2 separate regions of the Mus musculus genome follow, and region 1 is linked to region 2. A link is a loop called in an ENCODE intact Hi-C map of the cell type or tissue named here. Cell type or tissue: gastrocnemius. All regions are shown on one strand. Links, peaks and the distances in the headings refer to the core of each region. The heading gives the core; the rest is flanking DNA.

Region 1 (10,073 bases), core at 2,905-5,404, 170 kb before region 2:
TTGTGGTAATCACTAATATATAAATGAGAACAATAGGTGCTATAGTCCATGGGTAGTGCCACCTTTGGCCACCCACTTCCTACCTACTATCCTCTTCCCCATCAAGCCCCCCAGACCCTTGTAAGGGCAACACCAGTGGGAGCCCCAGTTACAGGGGAGGAAACCGAGGCCCGGACGAGCCGGGTAACCTGTCCACAGTTACACAGCACATGGGATACTCGACTCGTTTATTTATTAATGTGTAGGCATGTGTACGAAAGCCAGGGGACAACAAGCCAGGTGTTACCCTCAGGAGCACTGTTCAGCTCCTTAGAGACAGGGTCCCCCACTGGCCTGGAGTTCACTGAAGAGGCAAGAAAGTCTGGCCAGAAAGCTCCAGGGGACCCCCCCCCCAGTTCTGCCTCCCCAGTGCCAGAAATACAAGTATGTTCTACCATGCCAAGCTTATATTTATATATAATAAATATATATTTCTTGTGGTACTTGTACCTGAGTGCAGGTGACCAAGCAGACCAGAGGCATCTGGTCCCCTGGAGCTAGAGTGACAGGCAATTGTGAGTCACCTGTTGTAGGAATTGGGAATCAAATGTGGGTCTTAGGTCCATGCTCTTAACGGCCGGGCCATCTCGCTAGGCCCATGACCAGCTTTGTAAACACAAGTTCTGGGGGTTGAACTCGGGTCCTCATGCTTGCACGGCAAGCACTTTACCGGGTGAACCCCTCTGCAGCCCCTGCATGACCCTTTTATGAAGATAGATCCTAATAGGTAGCCGGAGTGATCCCATGCCTGGGTATTCCTGGCTGTGGCAAGGGCTGTCTGTGGAGTGCTAGGCAGACCAGGGCAGGTCTGTCTAGAGAGGAGGGGAGGATGGAGGAAGGCCATGCGCACAGTGTGGCAGGCTGCTTTGGTTCTGGTGACAACTGCTCCAGTGACCCTGAGCTAAGGCCCACTGAATGCTTCCTATCGCAAAAGCACCCCACAAGCCCCAGGATGTGTGGAGGATGGTGAGCTCTGGTTTTTGTTTGGTTTTGTTCTCTGTGGTCTCCTTTGAGCAGAGCCGGCACTGGGTAAGTCTGCCCAATGAAATGGGAGCTGCCGTAACCCCATTTTACAATCGAGGGGAGAGAAGCATAGAGAGGTGAGGGAGGGCACGGACCCAGTCACACAGCCTGAGAGTGCAGAACTGGGGCTGGAGCCGGCTGGCTTCTGAGCTTATCCTGTAGCCACTGACAGGGAAGGGAGAGATGTGACAGAGGGGACAGTTAGACGGACACCCAGGAAGTTGTTCTGGGTAGACACGGGATTGTCTAGGTGAGGAGCCCTGGGAAGAACATTCATCCTGGGAGGAGTGGGTGTGAGCCTTTGATGCAGGAAGTAGCTAAGCATCAGAGTCTAGAAAGGACATGCACACCAGTGAGTGAAGGGTCTGGAGATGAGCCCAGAGTGAGACGTGGAGCTATGAGGGGATGTCAGGCTGTGTGAAGACCACACATCCATGCCATCGTTTCTGCAAGCCAGGTGCCCAGCAATGCTTGAGCTGTTTCTCCTCCATGTGCCGGCACTGGCCTGTACGCAGACCCAGGGCCAAGTGTTAATAAATCCTCCATGTTTACAGTTAAGAGCAAAGACGTCTAACGTACCCTAGACGGCCCCCAGCAGTGTCCTCACTGGAGAGTGCCCTGCAAGCCTCCTGAACTTCCCCAGCTTCTCCCCCTAAGCACAGCCTGCTCCTACAGGCCCATTTGAAAGGAGAGAAGACTGAAGGCCTGTGATCTGTTGGTTCACAGAGCAGGTTAAGCAGTAGTGTGGGACCCAGCCCAGGTCTAGGTAAAAGGGTCCCAACAGTAGCTATCCACAGGGTGGCCAGGTGTGGTGACACATACCTTTAAGCCCAGCATTCAGGAAGCAGAGGCAGGCAGACCTCTGTGAGCTCCGGGTTAGCCATGGCTATACAGGGAGACCCTGTCTCAAACCAAAGCAAAGTGCGAAGCCAGGACATTTTGTTTCCTAGTTTCTCTCTCTCTCTCTCTCTCTCTCTCTCTCTCTCTCTCTCTCTCTCTGTGTGTGTGTGTGTGTGTGTGTGTGTGTGTGTGTGTGTGTGTTAGACAGAACTCAGGGCACTTCCCATGCTAGACCAATGAGCTCTGCAGTGGTTTGGATGAAAGTGGCCACCCCACCCCAGGTTCTTCTGTATGAACACGCCGTCTCCAGTCGGTACTGCTGTTTGGGGAGGATTAGGAGGTGTGTCCCTGGGGACCTGGCTTGAGGTGTCAAACCATTCCCAGTGTGCTTGCTTCCTGCCACCTGAGACATGAGTTCTCGGCTGTTCTGGCAGCTAGTTCTTCAACCTTGCTAACGTGACCTCTACCCCTCTGGGGCTGTGTCAATAAACACTTCCATTTTGAAGTTACCTTGGTCGAAGCAATTAAAAAAAAAAACAAAAAAACCTAGGCCAGTGGTTCTCAACCTTCTTGATGCTGTGACCCTTTCATACATACAGTTCCTTATGTGGTGGAGAATGCCCCCAACCATAAAATTATTCTCATTGTTACTTCATAGCTGGAATCTTGCTACTACTATGAGTCACAACGTAAATACCTGATATGCAGGATAGCTGATACATGACCCATGTGAAAGGGTCATTCGACCCCCAAAGGGGTCTCCACCCACAGGTTGAGAACCACGGAACTAAGACCAACTAAAACTAACACCCAGACTCATCTTCTTTCTATTTTCCTGAAACAGTGTCTCGCTAGGTAGCTCTGGCTGGCTTGGAACTCCCTATAAAGACCAGGTCTTGAACTCTTAAGATCCACCTCTGCCTCCTGTGAGCTGGGATTATAGGATTAAGGGTACATACACCACCACGCCCAGAATTGGTCCTTTTAAAGAAGTCATCTCATGTTGCTCGGGCTAGCCTTGAACTCTATGTAGCCAAAGATGACCTTAAATACCGTATCCTCTTTCCTCTGCTTCCCAGTGCTGCGGTCACAGGTACGTGCCACCATGCCAGGTTTATTTGGTGGGGCTAGGGCTGGCAGCCAGTGCTCTGTGCTGAAATATGCCTCTAAGCCTTCTTTCCACTTTTAAAGAGAGTCACCCCATAACCCACGCTGGCCTTAATACCATCCTCCTGCCTCAGTTTCTGGGCACCCATAATGAGTGCCTGTATCAGCAGGTCTGGCTCAATCTCTGTTTAATCTCCTGGCTATCTTGGTTTGTATTCACAGTGAACTGTAGTTCCTAGAATGAAGCCATGGGGAGAAGAGGGAATTCCTGCATGGTCCAGAAAAGATGCTGAGAGCTGAGGGAGTTTAAGGTCTGCACAGGTAGGTGGCTCAGGCTTCAAGAGGGGGTCACACGGGCAAACCCAGCACTCTGTGTCCCTGCTTTCACCTGTCACCACTGGTCCCACCCTCAGGGTCTTTGTTTATTCCCCCAGTAACTAGCCTTCAGTTGTAGGCATATTTGCAATGAAGATCTGAACCTGCCCTGCTGTGTGGTGCCGACAGTGGGAGAAACTTTGCCACAGGAGGAGACTTCTGGGTAGAAACTTGCTGGGCTCATTCGAGTAGCATGAAGGGGGCTCTCAGGCAGAACCCCAGGAACCGTGGGCCATCAGAAGCTACGACTGCTTGGTGCTTCTGAGACACGGCAACACGGCATCCACTACGGAGCTAGGCCGGGCTGAGTGGTATGACATTTGTAAATGAAATATGAGGGGCTGACGGGCGGCAGAACCTGCAGAGCCAGGCAGCGGATGAAACATTTTCCAAGACAGGTGGCGAATGAAACCTGCAGAGTGTGCCACCCAGGGCCTGATCTGGCTGTGTCTGAACTGTCCACTTCCCCCTGGCTATCCAGCTGGACGCTTGGAAAGGCCTCCGGGACGCCACTCTCCAGAACCTTCCCTGGGGTTGCACACTTGGCTCTGTGCAACCACTTAAGAAACGGAGTGACAAAGCCAGGCCCCACTGAGCTGTGAGGAAACCACATCCTGCGGGTCCTTTCAGGGGGCCTGGGGGCCTCTTCCCGGCTTTATTCACAGGCGCTCGCCCCTCCCTGCCCAGCCGTGGATTTAGCGGTGTCTGGCAGCGGCTGATCACAAACACAAAGGCGTCCTTCTCCTCCGAGGCATCCAGACCTGAATGCGCTCAACAGCCCGCAGAGGGCGGTCTGAGGGGCATCAGAAAGCTCCCACCCAAAGCCCGCCCATCGTTTGCAGCTCAGTGAGTGCCCCTGCGCCCCAAGCTCTTAGGTGCCATTCCCTAGAGGGCCACCAGAGGGCGCCCCCACCGCCACCAAAGGAGAGGCGGGCAGGACCCGGTTCCCACACCCGGGAGGGTATTGTCCTGGGCAGGAGGCTGCCTGCGGCACCCTCCCGCCTTACCCAGGATTGGACGACAGGGTTTTGCTGCCTCTGGCAAGCCTGGAGTCACATACCCTGGTTAGTGAGATCTTCAGGGTGCTGGTGGGTTGGTGACCCTGGAGTGCTCAGGAACTCAGTAGGGGAGGGGAAAAGTCGGATGAAGCCCACAGGTGCCAGGGGGAGGAGCCAACCCCACCTCAACCACCGAGGTCCGCTGCTGCAAACTTCCTAAGTACACTGGGCCTGATTAAGAACTTGGATGGGCAGGGGCTCCCTCGCCCTGACTCCTCCCTCGCTCTGTCTCCTGTCCCCTAACCAGTCCCGTTAGAGATACACTGAAAGCTTGAAGGAAGACGGTGTGTGTGTGGGGGGGGGGGGGGGGGAGGGTGCGTCTGGACTCTGTTGTCACCCACCAGAACTGGGTCTGGATGTCCTAATGCTCATGGCATCGGGGAGCCAGCTATGAAAGCCTAGGATCAGGAACGTGAGGAACCCCTATTTTAGAGGCCACTGGAGTGGGAAGAAGCCACCTCAGGGGACCCTCAGACATCTGCAAGTGGGCAGAGAAAGCATGGGTCGCTGCCACCTCAGATGCCTGGGGGGTGGCAGAGTCTGCCCCTCTCAGATCCAGGGGCAAATGTTGCCAAACTGGAGGTTGCTCCCGCCCCAGTGTCTCCTCCAGCAGGAAATCTCCATGACACCTTGCCTAGACCTGAGGTGTAGGAGTCCTCGTTGCCAACCGCCCGTGGAAAGCGGACTCTGCCAGGACCCCATTAGGATATTGGCTGGCTTGTGCCAATCAGGAAGCCGCGCCTGGCCGGGTCTCCAGATCTAAGGAACCCAGGCCGGGGCCTCCTCCTCCTCCTCGAAAGCGGGCTCTAGTCACCGCGCGCGCCTTTGCAGAGGGCTTCGCGGGCCTGCGGAGCCATAAAGTCTGATCGAAACCTTCCGGGTCTCCTGCGGGTTTCCAAACCCGACTTCAGTCAGGAGGGTGGGCAAGAGGTGGGAAGAAGCCGGTACCCGGGTCCCCAAGCTGGAGTGCCTAGCTAAGCTCTGGCAGTGGGAGTTGGCGGGATGGGGACGGCAGCGGGCTTGACACAGCAGAGGTTGTCACCCGCACCGGCGGGACAAGGCCGATCGCTCCGGTGGAGGAGGGAGACGGGGTCGCGGCACGCTCGCCGTGCGGGAGGCTCTTCTAACATCGTCAGCGGGGCAAACTCGGGAACCCCAGGTTTTCCGGACGCCCACAGGCGCGTCCCCGGCCTGGGGTGCGCGCCCCTGACCTCCCACTCCGGCCGCGAAGCTCGCGGGGCGCACCGCTCCGGGCGTCTGTGACACCGGTCACCCCGCCAGAGGTCTCTGTGGAGCTGCTTTTAACCAGAGACCAGGCTCCGGCTGGGCGACCACCTCCCCGGGGCGCCCGCGGCTGCGGCGCACGACTGCACGGAGCGGGAAAGGGACCGGCATCCTCCTAGACCTGCAAGCGTGAGCCTCGAGCAGCCCGAGCCCCAGCCTCAGTTTCTCTGTCTTAAAAATGGGTTCCCCCCCACACCCCCGCCTCACCGGGATTCGCGCACCTCTCCGAAAGGAGCAAGGGCGAGTCTCCCTTCTCCCTTGCACCTCGTGAGCGCCTGGGGACTCGGCTCCCGAGTGCCCAGGGTCCCGTGCCCCTGTCGTTCACTCACCACCCCGAGGCTGAGGTCCTCCGCGCGGGGCGCGGGCGCTGCGCAGCCCCCATGGGCCGCCAGCGCCAGTACAAGCAGCAGTGGTGGCAGCCCCGGCCCGGGGCGTGGAGGGCCAGGTCCCCGGGGGGACCCAGGTCCCCGCGGGCGGCGTCCCATCCCGCTCTCCCAGGTCGGGTGGCGAGGGTCCCCGCACCCGCCAGCAGCCAGCTCCGCGCCTCGCTCGGCTCCGCGCCCGCACCGCTCCGCTCCGCGGGACTGAGCCGCGCGCCCGCCCGCCTCCGGGGCAGGGCCATGCTAATGTATGCTAATAAACATCGCCCCGCCCACTCCCTTAAAGGGGCCCCCGCGCGGGCGGGACCCGGTAATGGCACAGAAGCTTTGCCCACCCCGAAGGCTGGAGCACTGCTGCAGACAGGGAGCCGGCGGATCGGGCTGCGAGTGTCCTAGAGTTCTCTGCCGTCCTCTGGACGCGCCCCCTGGTCGCCTGCTAGAACCCTTGGTTTAGTTTCAGGTCACTTAGGACCTAAAGACCGCTGCAGCGCGCGTGATGGGCACACGGGGGAGCCCGCGGGCCACAGAGTCTTGGGGCGAGTGGGAGTAAGCACCCCGATTCTGAGAGATCGGAGGTGGGGGAGGGGATTAGTGTGATACAAGAGAGCGTAGGAGGGAGCGGGGGCATGGGGTGGGATGGGATGGGTGAGCGTGGGCGGGAGTAGGGGCTTAGGACGGGAGACTAGGCCGAGAGCACACCTGAGTCCTGTATGGAGCCTTGGGCACAGAGCACCTTTTCCCCTTAGTCCGCCAGGGAGCATCTAGCCTCTGCTGCTGAGGGTCTGCATCAGGTGTGAAAAAAGAGACTTTGTTTTGAGGGGCGGGGAGTGAACCCCCCATGCTTCCGGCGGGCTGGACCCGTTCTATCTCCGTGAGCCGGGAGGCTATGAATAGCAAACATTAGCTGGGATCTGGCACCCGCTCAGCACTTTACAGATGAAATTTTCTTTCTCGCAACCCGTAAGAAGTGGAAACCATAGTTCCCAATTTGTACACAAAGAAACTGAGGTCCAGAGAAAATAATACCTAAGTAGGAGACAATGTGGAGTGACAATGTGGAAACTGGCTGGGCCAAGGGACAGAGTTCAAAACCAGCGCCCTCCCACCCCAAGCCCCCGCCCCAGCGGCTGGGTCTCCAGCCCCTTCCCCGCGGGTTTCTCTAGTCCCTCGGTGTCGTTAGGATTACAGTCTATTTATTGTTTGCACGCGGACACTGAGGTTTAGATGATGCCTCTAAAGGAGAGGGTGGGTGACTCCCTGCTTTGAAGGCAAAGTTCCCTCCCTCAACTCCCAGCTGGTGTCTATCCATACCCTGTTGCTCTCGGGGGTCTGGGTGGTTTGGGGAGAAGATTAGATTCTGCACCAGCTTGAGATGGGTCCGTGGGTTGGGGGGTGGGAGGGCGGGGGTTAGGACCTTGACACGAGAAAGCCCTAGAGACAGAGAGTGCGCAGCCACAAGACAGTAGCATCTCCCGGGTGTTTAGCTATGTGGAACAAACTCCCTATCAACCCGTGGAACAGTACTGCCCACAGTTAGTTAAAAATGGGTCTTCCTATCTCAATTAACCTAATCTGGATAATCCCTTCGAGGCGTGTCCAGAGGCTAACCTAATCTAGATAATCTCTCACAGGTGTGCTGGGAGACTTGTTTCCTAGGAGATCCTACAGCCCGTCAGGTTTACAATATTAATGCATGACATTAGTTCATGCTGCATTAGAAGGAAGGTCGGTTCGGTCCCTAGGGAGAAGATCGATGCTCTCCTGTTAGACAAGAAGAGAGAAACGTATTGCATTCGTAGGCCCTCTGAGATCAGCTTCAAAGCTCGGGTGGCCCCATCTTCTATCTGTTCTGAGGTCTCTGGGCCTCTCCTAAATGATGTCCCTATGTGGAAAGGAAATCTCAGAGAAATGTGGAGCAAATTGGGGACAAAAGAACTGGTTCAGGAATGGGTGGCTCTAGGGGCTCTGGCTCCAGACCCTTGTCCCCTTGACTCTGCCAATTCTAACTGGTACCTCCTCCCAAGGTGCCCTGCCTTTGCCTATCTGGCTCTGGGAGTTTCTTCCAGGTCTCCTATAGTTTGGTAAATGTCTACTTGACACTACAGATATACTCTTAGATGGATAGGAATCTTTTTTGGTTTGTTTAGAACTGTGTCCTGCTTCAGCCCCCGAGTGCTAGGATTTTAACTGTGTTCTCCCATACCCAGCTAGGATGGGGGTCCTTGTAGTTATAATTGAGTTAAAAAAAAACTTGAGATAAGCTCACTGGGGATTGTCTAGGTGACCCCCAAATCCACTGTCAAGTGATCTGATAGAAGCAGAGGAGGCCCGGACATGGTAGCAGGACTTTGAAACTCCAGCGTTTGGGGAGGCAGAGGCAGGAGGATGGTGAGCTGCAGGCCAACTGGGCTCGAGAGTTTTGGAAGTGGTTTTAACAAAACTCCAAAGGAGCAGACGAAAGAACAGGGGAGAAGCCACAGGAGAGTTTGTTGGCTTACAGACAATTTTGCTAGACTCTTCCCAGCGACCGAGCAACAGATTAGGTCATCATATGGCTCTCATCACCTGACAGCATATAAGAGAAGTACCCCAGCCCCTTTCTCTGTCTCTCCCCACTCTCCCCATCTCCTGTCTAACTCCTCTCCCCCCCCCTCTTTTTCCCTCCCCCTTCTCTGTTCTCACGTGTTCCTGGCCAGTCTCTCTTTCTGTCCTTCTCTATCCCTGCTTTCTCTGCCCTGTGGCTCTGTCTGCCTCTACTCCTTCTCCAGGTCCTCAGTCCCCTCCCCTCCATTCCAAATAAACCTCCCTTACATCAGGTCTGTCCCATGGCGTGATTTCTCAGAGGGACACCTCAGCATGGGTCCCTCCTTACTCCTGCTGCCGCCACATTATTGTTTATAACAGAGTTGGCCCCATGACCAGGGAGGCAGAGGCTATGATGTGTCATTAAACAGCAACCCCAGGGTAGTGCTACCAGTTAGGGCTGGAGCTGGCACTTTATAGCCAGTGAGTCTATGGCGCTTTGCCCTAGGCCAGAGGTCTAGGGTCCCAGAATCAGGAAGGTTGAGAACCACTAGTCCAAATCCCAAAGCACTTCCTACGCAGTCTTTACCTCCACCCTGGCTTCCAACAGGCAACCTGCTGAATCAGAGCCAGGCCATCCGTTCCAAAGATGACTGAGATGTCACCGCCCACGTCACACTCTGGAAAAGGTGCTTCATGTGCTTGGAAGACAAATCCAAGCTCCTCTCCTCAGCCCGTGGCATCTTGCTCTGCTCTGACATCATCACCCTGCTTGTTCCTGCCTGCTTCCCCCATCTGGTAGAGCCCCTGACCTCTTCTGACGGCCTCCAGATGCCCTCTTGCCACAGGACCTTTGCACCCACTGTGTGTGTGCGTGTGTGTGTGTGCGCGCACACACACGTGCTGGGGGGGGCATGATGGGGGTGGTGGTGTCTTGTCTTCTGATTCGTTGAAAGCCTATGTCTCGGATCTCTCTGCAAACGCTTGCTTCATCTCTAAAAAACATCCCTCGCCCCTGACTCCCTGTTCACTCAGCATCGCCTCATTCACACTCCAAGCGGCTCCTCCCCGCTCTGCCATCTGTTTTGGGCCTGGTCTGTTCACTGCCTGGCTCCTGGAGGCATCAGCCCCAGAGGGCAGAGATATCTACCATTGGGCTTAAGAGCTTGCTAGCGCAGGTCTAGTGCTGGGAAGAGTGGGGGTAGGTGGGTGGGTGGGTGTAGTAGCCAGCCTCTGCCTTCAAGTGGACCCAATGTCGCCTTTTGCCTATCTCACATTGCACACATGGGTGGGAGCTTGGTGATGTCATTGTTAGCACCCACTTGGCCACTCCTTCCTTGCTTTGACAGGAATCATGATATTCCATCCTAGGGTTGGCAGATCTTAGCCTCAGTGTTCCCAAAGCTTAGGGGTGTGGCTGGTAGACCCAGAGGCTTATGGCTCC
Region 2 (10,073 bases), core at 2,890-5,389:
CACAGAGAGAGACAGAAACTAAGACACCCAGAGAGAGACGGAGACAGAGACAGGAAGGGAAAGGCAGGCGTTGGTGGAGCAGCCTGATGCTTTCTGTGCTATGGATCTTGGAGAAATTTTAATGAATATTCATTAGGTGGTCACATATTTATGGGCTCATGAACTCCTCATGATCCCTCAGAAAAGCCAACTAAAGGGAGCAGACCTCTAAACCACAATGCTAGCGATACACTAATGAGGTTTTAGAAGATGTGGATCCATAGTTAGTGCACAGGTGTGATATCTGGGAAACTACCCGACATGGCGGAAACAACCTGACTGCTGCAGCTTCAGGGGCATCTAACCACAAAGTGGGGGTCTGACTGTCAGGACGCACGGCCTCCAGGATCTGGCTGCAGTGTTCTTGGTTCGCTTGGAACTCCTTGCTTGCCTGGTACCATCCCCTTTCTCAAGGACCAAACCTCTAAGCTCTTTAAACCAACTGGATGCTGGGGCCTTGCTGCCTCCAGCTGAAAAGGGAAGCAAGCATGGGGGTTAGGGATTTGCAGCTTTTGCTGTCGGTTAGCAGGCCAGGACAATCCAGGGTTCCTCATAAAGGAAGGTGATTAGAATCCTGTACTTATTATTATTTGAGCTCTGGAATGTAGACTAGATCACTCACAGCAGAAGACCAAGTGAACAAGGGCCAAAAAATAAAGCAAAATTAAAACTGTAAGAAAGGGGATACGGGAACCTACAGATGTATGTGATGGGAGAGACTGCTGTCTGGAGAGGCTCACAGAAGTTTTTGTCTTATTTTATCCTACGTAGGATTTGATGACTCAAGACCTATTCTGAGAGAGATGAGCCAATATCTCTGTGGCTTATCCATTTATTTGAATTTGTCGAAGTCTGGAAGAAACTAACTTGATGGGACATATAAGGATCCTGGGAGTGAAATCATTGTATAATACAGGAGACTTAATTGAGGGATGAGGAGACATGGTGTGGTGGTTTGAATATGGTTGGCCTGTGGGCAGTGGCACTATTAGGAGGTGTGGCCTTATTGGAGGAGGTGTGGCCTTGTTGGAGGAAGTGTTCCACTATGTAGGCGGGCTTTGAAGACTCCTAGCACTCAAGCTCTGTCCAGTGCAGAAGAATGAGTCTCCTCCTGGTTGTCTTAGGGTCAAATGTAGGACTCTCAGTTCCCTGTTCAGCACCATGTCTGCCCGCATGCTGCCATGCTTCCCACCATGATGATAATGGACTGAATATCCGAAACTGTAAGCCAGTCCCAATTAAATGTTTTCCTTTATAAGAGTGGCCTTGGTCATGGTGACTTTTCACAGCAGTGGAAACCTTAACTAAGATACATGGTCATACTCATTCAAGCATAGCAGCCCTGGCATTAAGGGAGGCTCTACCCATTAAGGAAGACACTGGAAAGGCAAGAACTCCTATGTCATGGAGGCAGAGGATTTACTTTGTATAACCACTTTTGATTTTTAATCTACTTGTTTTAGACATTGATTTATTTACTTAGGGTGTGTCGGTCACAGTGTAGAAGTGGAAGTCAGAGGGTGTTTAGCAGAAGTCAGTTCTCTTCTTCGACCCTGGGGGTCCTGGGGATAGAACTCAGATCATCAGGACTGGCAGCAAGTACCTCTACCTACTGAGCCATCCTCTCACCAGCCTCCATCACTGGTCAGTTTGGGTTGCATCTTCCCGTTCAGTGTTCAAGATCATGTTGGTTACCAAAATGTGACCTTTTTCCTTTGAATCATGGAGGTCAGTTGAGACTTGCTAGGGGTAGTCCTTGGGAGTAGATGAGACTCTTAAGCAATATCAATGGTTTCCACACCAGGAGTGCCCTCTGCTGGGAAGGGTCAGGATCCTGCTGACCACGTGACTTCCTTTGGAAGAACACAGGGCATTTCCTCTCCAGGGCCTCTTCTCGGCAGGATATACACTGATTATAGAATCAACCTCAGGAGCATCCATGACTTCTCTGATGAAGACGGTCCATGGGTTACCAGACTTACAGGACTACGACCACCATCATCCTCCGCCCAAGAGGGTCCATGGCTTACTAGACTTACAGAACTATGACTCCCATCACCCTCAGCCCATGGGTTCTGGTTGACTTTGGAAACCATAGAACAGACAACTAGCTGTTCTCTTTATATTCCTCAGGACTCAAAGTGAGGATTGTTGAACACCCAGCGGCACAGTCTTTTAGTTTTAACTTTTATGTAACATCTAGATCAAGGTGAGACCAAAATAAAGAAATAATAAGTTGAAATGGTTTTTAAGTAAATCCCAATTTTGTTAAGATTCAGTTTCCCAACTAAACACCTGGCAAACTGTGCAGAAAACGTAACCATCTCGATTAGTTATCAGTTCCTTTTTAGAAATCAGTTCCTAATTAAACAAACATTTATTTTATGTGTCTCGGTGTTTTTCCCTGTTGTGAGCCACTCTGTGGCTGCTGGGAATTGAGGTCAGGTTCTCTGGAAGTGCAACCAGTGCTCTTAACCGCTGAGCCATCTCGCCACCAATCAGCTTTGGAATGTTGCCAGAGCACATCAATATCTGACAAGAGCCTTGTTGATTTTAACAGTGGACTAGCCGGGCAGTGGTGGTGCATGTCTTTAATCCCAGCACTTGGGAGACAGAGGCAGGATTTCTGAATTCGAGGCCAGCCTGGTCTACAGAGTGAGTTCCAGGACAGCTAGGGCTACACAGAGAAACCCTGTCTCGAAAAACCAAACCAAACCAAACCAAACCAAACCAAACCAAACCAAACCAAACAACCCAGGGGACTAGAGTCTAGGTTTATAGCAGTATTCTGACCTTAAGAATGTATGTGTGTATATCCTTTTGCACGCATGTGTGTGTGTGTGTTGTGTGTGTGTGTTGTGTGTGTGTCTCTCTGTGTGTGGTGTGTGTGTGTGTGTGTTGTGTGTGTGTCTCTCTGTGTGTGTTGTGTGTGTGTGTGTTGTGTATGTTGTGTGTGTGTATGTGTGTTGTGTGTGTCTAAGTAAGCACAGGCTTTAACAAGCACCTTTACCCACTGAGCCATCTTGCTGGCCTGATGCTTCAGCTTCTAAAAAACTCTTTCATCGTTTTTCCCTCCGTCTCAGGCAAGCCCGAGAGCTGCATAATCTTACATTCTAGTGAGACCTTGCCAAGACTGCAAAGTTTCTAATAGCCTTGAATAGCAGAAGTATCTTAATATAGGCACAGCCAAAAGGAGGGAAAAAAAACCCCAGGGATCCAACAATCTTCATATGTCAACTCTAACTGCAGTCATGGACACAGAAGACATCTGCTCTCCTTGAAACTAGAAAGAGTGTCAGCAGAGTCCTCCCTCCTTCCCTCCCTCCCTCCCTCCCTCCCTCCCTCCCTCCCTCCCTCCCTTCCTTCTTTCTTTCCTTCCTTCCTTCCTTCCTGGAGAATTTAGCAAATGAAAAGAGAAAGAGAAAGTTGAAGCTTGGACGGTTGACTCAGGGTTGGGCCAGAGATGGCAGGCCAGACCCAGAGCATTTGTATTTGGGACAGGAGAAGGGGACACACATAACAGGATGGCACTTAGGTCCCCATGTTATGGTAAGCCCAGGTCATACTTCATTTCATCCCCTGTAGAATTTTGTCTGCATGACAAGTGTGTAATTTGGTAAATCATATTGACTCAGAGAGCAGGACATCTGAATTGGGCTTGAATTTAGTTTTTACAGAGGTCGGGGTTGCTTCTTACAAGGAAAGCCTAGCAGGCTGAGAGAGATGGGTGGGTTGATCAAATTCTTCGCACAGAAGCATGGAGCCCCAAGTCTGATCTCCCAGAATGTACACAGAAGAGCCAGGTATGGGGGCACATAGTTGTGATCTCAACACTGGGAAGGCAGAGACGGGTATCCCTGGGGTTCTTTGGCAGTCTACCTAGCCCACTCAGCTATTTCCAAAAGCAGGATGGATGGTATCCTGAGAAACAGCATTTTCAAGTTGATCCCTGACTTCCATTTGTGTCCACATATATACACATATACATGTGTACCTATGCACACATGATCATGTGCATATGGGCACACACATTCAGAGGGAGAGAGGGAGAGAGAAAGAGGAGGAGGAGGAGAAGAAGAAGGAGGAGGGGGAGGAGGAGAAGGAGAATGGGAGGGAGGGGGAAGAGAAGGGGGAAGAGGAGGAGGAGGAGAATGTCGAGGAGGAGGGGGAGGAGGAGTGGTAGGGGAGGAGAAGGAGAGACAGAAAGTCTGGACACTGGAACTCTCTATCTTCTTTCTCATCGGCAGAACAGATCTAGCCGGAGGACAGTGCCATCTTTTGGCCATTCTTCTCTGTTAGCTGGGTCACACTGGTCATGCCAAAGTATAAAAGAAGCTCACTGGTCTCTTTTTTTTTTTTTTTTTTTTTTGAGACTCTCAGGATTCAAACAAATCATCCCTAGTTTTTCAGGATGCATTCCAAATAAAAGTCCCTGAAGATGGGCAGCTGACGCTTTGTTTGCCTAGAGAGAAGTCAGAGACCCAGAAGGCAGGCAAACCTCCCATCTTCTGGTACCCATGTTAGTCTGATCTGGTCCCCACGCCTGCCTCATGTTGTAGCAAGTGTTAAAATCTTGTGTTAGAGTCAGTAGTGACAAGAGCATCCCTAACCCGTGTAGGAACTTGATGCTGACAGCTGGTCTGAGTTCCTTCTTCCCTCTCTCTGAAGCAGTTTTGCAGAGGATAGTCTGAGAGAACATACATACAGCAATCAGCTATGCAGACCTGAAAGTCCCTGTCACCCCTATAATGGATCCCAAAAGGCAAAACAGGGCAAAGGACATCATCTGTGTCAGTGGAGTCACCCAGAAAGCAGAACTAGAGCCGAACGAATTTGGAGTGGAGGTCCCAGGAGTGCCCTTTCACCCCGTGGGAGGACTAGAGTTATATTTAATATTTAAATAATTAAAAATATGTCTGGAACCCAGTCTTTCCCTGTCCTGCGTTACTGCTTGCGCCGTTTTCTTGATTTAGTTACTTCCCTAGATTGCTTCTCTCCTGGTTCCCTTTGGAGAAGACGCTGAGATCGGCTCCATCAGCTCAGGGCTCGGTTAAGACTCCTCTGGTTCCTTGAACTATCTGAGAAGTCTCCATCCAGGCTTTGCTGAGGGGGTCTGCAAGTCCGTGGTGGGGCAGAAATCCTGTAACTCAGCCAGGAGTCTATGCTTGCTAGCCCTGAATCTCAAGGTCAGGCCGAGGCAAGCAGTGAGAGGCCAACGCTGGTCCTCCCTAGACACAGCGCCCTGCCCCCACACATGCCTTCAAAGTTCCCAAGAATATGACAGAGCTTTTGAAAGCCTTATAAGGACACTGCAGTGTGAGTTCGGTTTGCTTTCTGTTTCATTCCAGAGGCGCTCGGTTTGCATTCCCATGCCATTCCACAGGGTCCTTCCTTCTTTGTACTCCGATAAAACATGAAAGCAAACTTAGGCTGTGTTTCCCTCGCCAGTCTGTATAGACTGTTTACGATGTGAGAGTCAGGAGTCTGCAGGGGGCTGTTCACCCTTGGGATGTGGCTTAGAATTTAGCTCACACTGGAGGCTAGGTCTGTCTCCAAACCTCTCAGCCTCGCCTTGGTGATGAACAGAAAGAAATCTAAGCTTCCTGTTGCTTTGGAAATTTGATTATTTCCCAAGGCCCCCCTGGATGGGGAGGTTTGGCTGGGTTTCTTTGTCCCTGGTTGGTGTCTCAGATGGCCATGTCTTGTTCTCTAGCGCACCTCTCTGGAGTGTGTGTGTATACCCAGCTCTTCACAGGGGCATGTTGGGAGTATAGCGGATTAGGAACAGTGGGCACCCTGGATTCTCTGGCTGCCATCCTGGTCTGACTTTTGAGTTTGTTCTGGAAGGGATAAAGGATTGGTGCTGTGGGTGTTGGGGTCCATCACAGCTGGATGTTTGCAGGAAACTTCCCCAATGTCGAAGAAACCCTAGAGAACCAGAGAGCAAACATGTAGGGCCTCCAGTTCACATTCCACCCGAAACAGATCATTGACATAGTCTCACAGCCCTCAGGACCCCAAGTACCTTCCCTGTGGTAGGACTCACTCCCTCTTGTTGTCTGTAGGACAGCCTCTCCCCGTACCACTGCTTCATTGTCCCTCCAGGGTCCTGTGCCTTTACTGTCATAGCTATATACTTCACGAGGCTCTGCACTACAAGGTACAAGGCTCTGCCTCATACAAAGCAACTACCAGATCCTGAGCAGAGGGTATCTGCAGCCAGTTGCTCGATCACCTCGATCACCTTCACTGCCCACCCCTCGAATGGCCCCAGCATGCTCCATTTTGGCCAGAGAACATCCTACTACACACACACACACACACAGACACACACACACACAGACACAGTGATCTTCAGGAAAGTGTACACCTAACCAGAAACAGCTAACTCCATACATATTGAACCTGTGACTGTGGTGGGATTATTCTGGCCTGGAGCAAGAACTGCAAATCTCAGCTGCCCATTTATTTGTAAGCAATGACAAGATTGAGGCCAATTTGTCTCGATTTAGTCATTTGATGCTGAGCTTAGTGTCTTGTTCATTTATGCATTTTTTTCATGCTCATGAATAATAGTTCAAATTTGGGTAGGGATCTGTTTAAATTCTTCTCCCTGACCCAAATCTGCCAACTTGGGGTGGTGATACAGCCTGGTACTATGAGGTTCTAGTTTTGATACCCAGCATCATATTTAAAAAATAAACAAGTGCAGAAATATTATACAGCCAAGGCCCCTCTGCCTAGGGATAGTGCTGCCCACAGTGGGCGAGGCTACCCCACATCAATCGCCAACAGGACCTTCTTTCATAGACATGACCATAAGCCTATCTAATGGAGGTAACTCTAGGTGTGTCACAAAGACAATAAAAACCAACCAGTGCACCCCATTTTAAAACATCTAACTTGAAGGTAAAAGTTAGCAGTGATGTCACTGTACCCGAAGAGTATTTGGGTGGCAATTGTGGTTACCAGCTTCTATGTTATTTCTGAGGCAAATGCTATACCCACATATACCAGAAACTGGTTTGGAGAAGTGAGACCAGCTACTAAGGCTACTACCACCAAATTGACATCAGTGGCCCAAGACATATCTTGCAGCTCTGTGGCACATGGCTGGCTTTCCACCCACTCTAACGTAGGCAGCACCCCCCAGTTTTGAAGTTCTATAGTGTCTCAGACAACCAGGCACTGTACTAATGCAGATCTAAACTGCATTAATGGGGCCATCAGGATTTTGAAAATACTCATTCACTCACTAGACCAGTGGTTCTCAGCTTCCCTAATGCAGTACCCTTTAATTCAGTTCCTGGTACTCATTATGTGGGCGTACCTGGATGTCGGCAGACCTGCCTGGAGATGGAGAGAGAAGCAGTGTCTCAGGTCCTAAGACTGTCAGAAGTATGTGTGTTCTGATGGTGATTTTTTTTTTTTTTTTTGGCGATCCCTATTTAAAAGTCATTTGACCCCAAAGGGGTCAGGGCCCAAAGGTTGAGAACCATTGCACTAGATTTTTCCAGACTGGAGCCACAAAAAGAAAGGAATTATAGTCCTGTTTGCCACGGCAGATTTGATCTTGATGGGTACCACTTCACAAATGTAACTGTAATTAATTCTCAGGGTCACCAGGATTGGCTTCTAGGTGCCACCTGACTCCAGACATTGTCATTGCAGTCTGCCTTGCAAATATTGATGTAGTTGCTCTTGCAGCCATATCTGGGATGTGTCCATTCTGTTCCAGGAATTCATGAGCTATAAGCTGTCACCTATGAGATCCCTTCTTTTGTTTTGTTTTGTCTTGTTTTGTTTTGTTTTGGCATGTATGTGAATGCATGCATGTGTCTGTTCATGCATGTGTGTCTGTATATGCATTTGTGTCTGTGTACAGGTGTGCAGTCATGCATGCGTGTATGTGTGTGTGCATACATGTGTGTATGTATGTATATATGTGAAATTGTGCATATGTGTATGCATCCATGCATGCAGATATGTATGTGTGCATCCTTGTGTGTGCCTCTGTGTGTGTGTGTGTGTGTGTGTGTGTGTGTGTGTGTGTGTGTGTGTGTGTGGTCAATCTTGGTGTCATTCTTATGGAGTTATTACTTTTGAGGAGGTGGGAAGTTCTCTCATTGGCACAGAGCTCACAATCAGGATAGGCTGGCAGGCCAGTAAGCCCCAGGATCAGGTGAATTGTTAGCCTTGGAAGCATGAACACCAGAGTTTGTTCCCTTGGACCTGCATTTAAAAAGCCAGCTGTGGTGGCACAAGCTTATATTCCCAGTGCTGAGAAAGTAGAATCAGCCATAAATGGCTTGGATCACAAGCTTAGATTTTGTGAATCACCCAAGAAAACTTTAAGGCGAGGAGAGTTGTCTCTGTGTTTCTGTTTGACTTTACTGAGGGCTGGCCCAGTGCCCTGATGGTCTGCCTTCTAACTGGCCCAGTGCCCTGATGGTCTGCCTTCTTACTAGCCCAGTAACCAGATGGTCTGCCTTCTGACTCTGCATCTGTGCCATGACATGCCATTCAACACCATGTATGAAGCGGAGCTACATACGGGGGGGTAGGGGGAGTGTAGTTTATTACGCAAGATGCTTACAGATGACATCTGTCGGGTGTGGATGATTCGGAGAATGGTGGGGATTACTGATAGCTTATGGAAAGTGGTACCTCAGAGTGGGGTCTATGAGAACAAACTATCACCTTGCAAGCTTTCCACTCTCTCACTGGTGCATCTCTACCCCAGGCCCCATCTCTCACCCATCTCTACTCCCGTTCCCACTGTCTTACCCACTTCTACTGCAACCTCCATGGTCTTACCCATGACTACTCAGCCTCCATTGTCTCACCCATCTCTACCCCAGCCCCCATCTCTACCATACATCTCCACCCTATCTCCCATCTTCACAAACCTCTACCCCATCCTTATCCTTATCATCTCCATCCCCATCATCTCCATCATCCCCATCAACCCCATCATCTCCATCAGCTCTCTCCTCAAGCCCAGCCATCTTGGCCATTCATCTCCACCCTAGCCTCCATCTTCAATCTATCTCTACCCCAGACCCCATTGCCTGACCCATCTCTACTCCAGCTTCCCCTGTGGCCGTTATCACGGTTAACTATGGTATAGCCCCTGGTAGCTCAGGAGAATGGAAATTCAGATAAGTCTGTGATGTCATTGAGCTTGGAGGGAAATTCGGGGCCTGGTTCCATGTCGGGGCTCCCCAGGATGAGCACCTGAGCTCAGCAATGATGTGCTCTAGCCTGAGTTGTTGTCCTGCAGGAAGATGTCCCAAACTCAAAGAGAGCCTGGCTCAGCCTTCTTTCCTCATGCCTGACCTCCATGTCCCCTGCAGCGTCATTGGTTAGTTTTGGGCCCTTCGATATGGCTCCTCAGAAAACACACTGAAGTTTAGTTAGTTTAGGCAGAGAATTCGTGCATGCACACACATACACCTGAATGCATGTACAAACAACACAGCTGCACATGTGCATGTACAGATGTATCATACAGTTGTAAACATACACATGCACACACATGTACACACATACATTCTATAGAGGTACGTATGGAGATGGTGGGTATATACATGTTATATACAGATATGTCACCATCTTATACATACTTATATACACACATGTTGCATTAAATCTCAAATCCAAATATGCCCCAGTAATGGAAACACAACTCAATTAATATGAATACAAGCTGTGCACCTAGATTGGGCAGATCTACCACTACACTACCATCTGCCCCATCTATGAGACCCCTTAGAGCTTGTGGTTTCTCCGGGCCACGTGCTTCTGCTCAGCTGTTCTTCCACCTCCTTCTCCATCCTCCTCTCTCTCTCCCACACCTCCTTCTTCTCTCTCCCCACTATCAGCTCCACCGTCCCTTCCTCTGCCCAATCACCAGTTTTAGCCTTTATTTTACCAATTAAGGTGGGAAGAAGGTTTACAGGAAATCACCTGAGTGCTGCCTCATTCCTTGGTCGAGGCCCCTCCCAGTAGAACGGAATTAGAACCAAATTACA

The links. Hi-C counts contacts between places; a loop is a spot of excess contacts. Peaks named below come from ENCODE experiments on the same cell type or tissue, not always from the same donor. Only the 100,000 strongest peaks of a DNase experiment are listed, where the experiment ranks them.
Region 1: a loop joins it to region 2, with 7 times the contacts of the local background. A loop is called at or near these places in 12 of 42 quality-filtered maps.

The regions. Positions count from the first base shown.
Region 1 is chr5:129,580,431-129,590,503 of GRCm38, reverse strand. It overlaps Mmp17 (matrix metallopeptidase 17), which reads right to left and starts at 6,335. Exons shown (of 10, transcript NM_011846.5): 1 at 6,056-6,335. The coding sequence starts at 6,211. In gastrocnemius, for the core only: a CTCF peak has its summit at 4,282 (motif pointing right); DNase peaks (open chromatin) are centred at 3,911, 4,283 and 5,215; H3K4me3 peaks cover 1,345 bases; H3K27ac peaks cover 95 bases.
Region 2 is chr5:129,410,824-129,420,896 of GRCm38, reverse strand. No RefSeq gene overlaps it. Among named protein-coding and RNA genes, the nearest start is that of Gm34468, 77 kb to the left of the region's middle. In gastrocnemius, for the core only: a CTCF peak has its summit at 4,310 (motif pointing left); DNase peaks (open chromatin) are centred at 4,277 and 5,275; H3K4me3 peaks cover 575 bases; H3K27ac peaks cover 937 bases.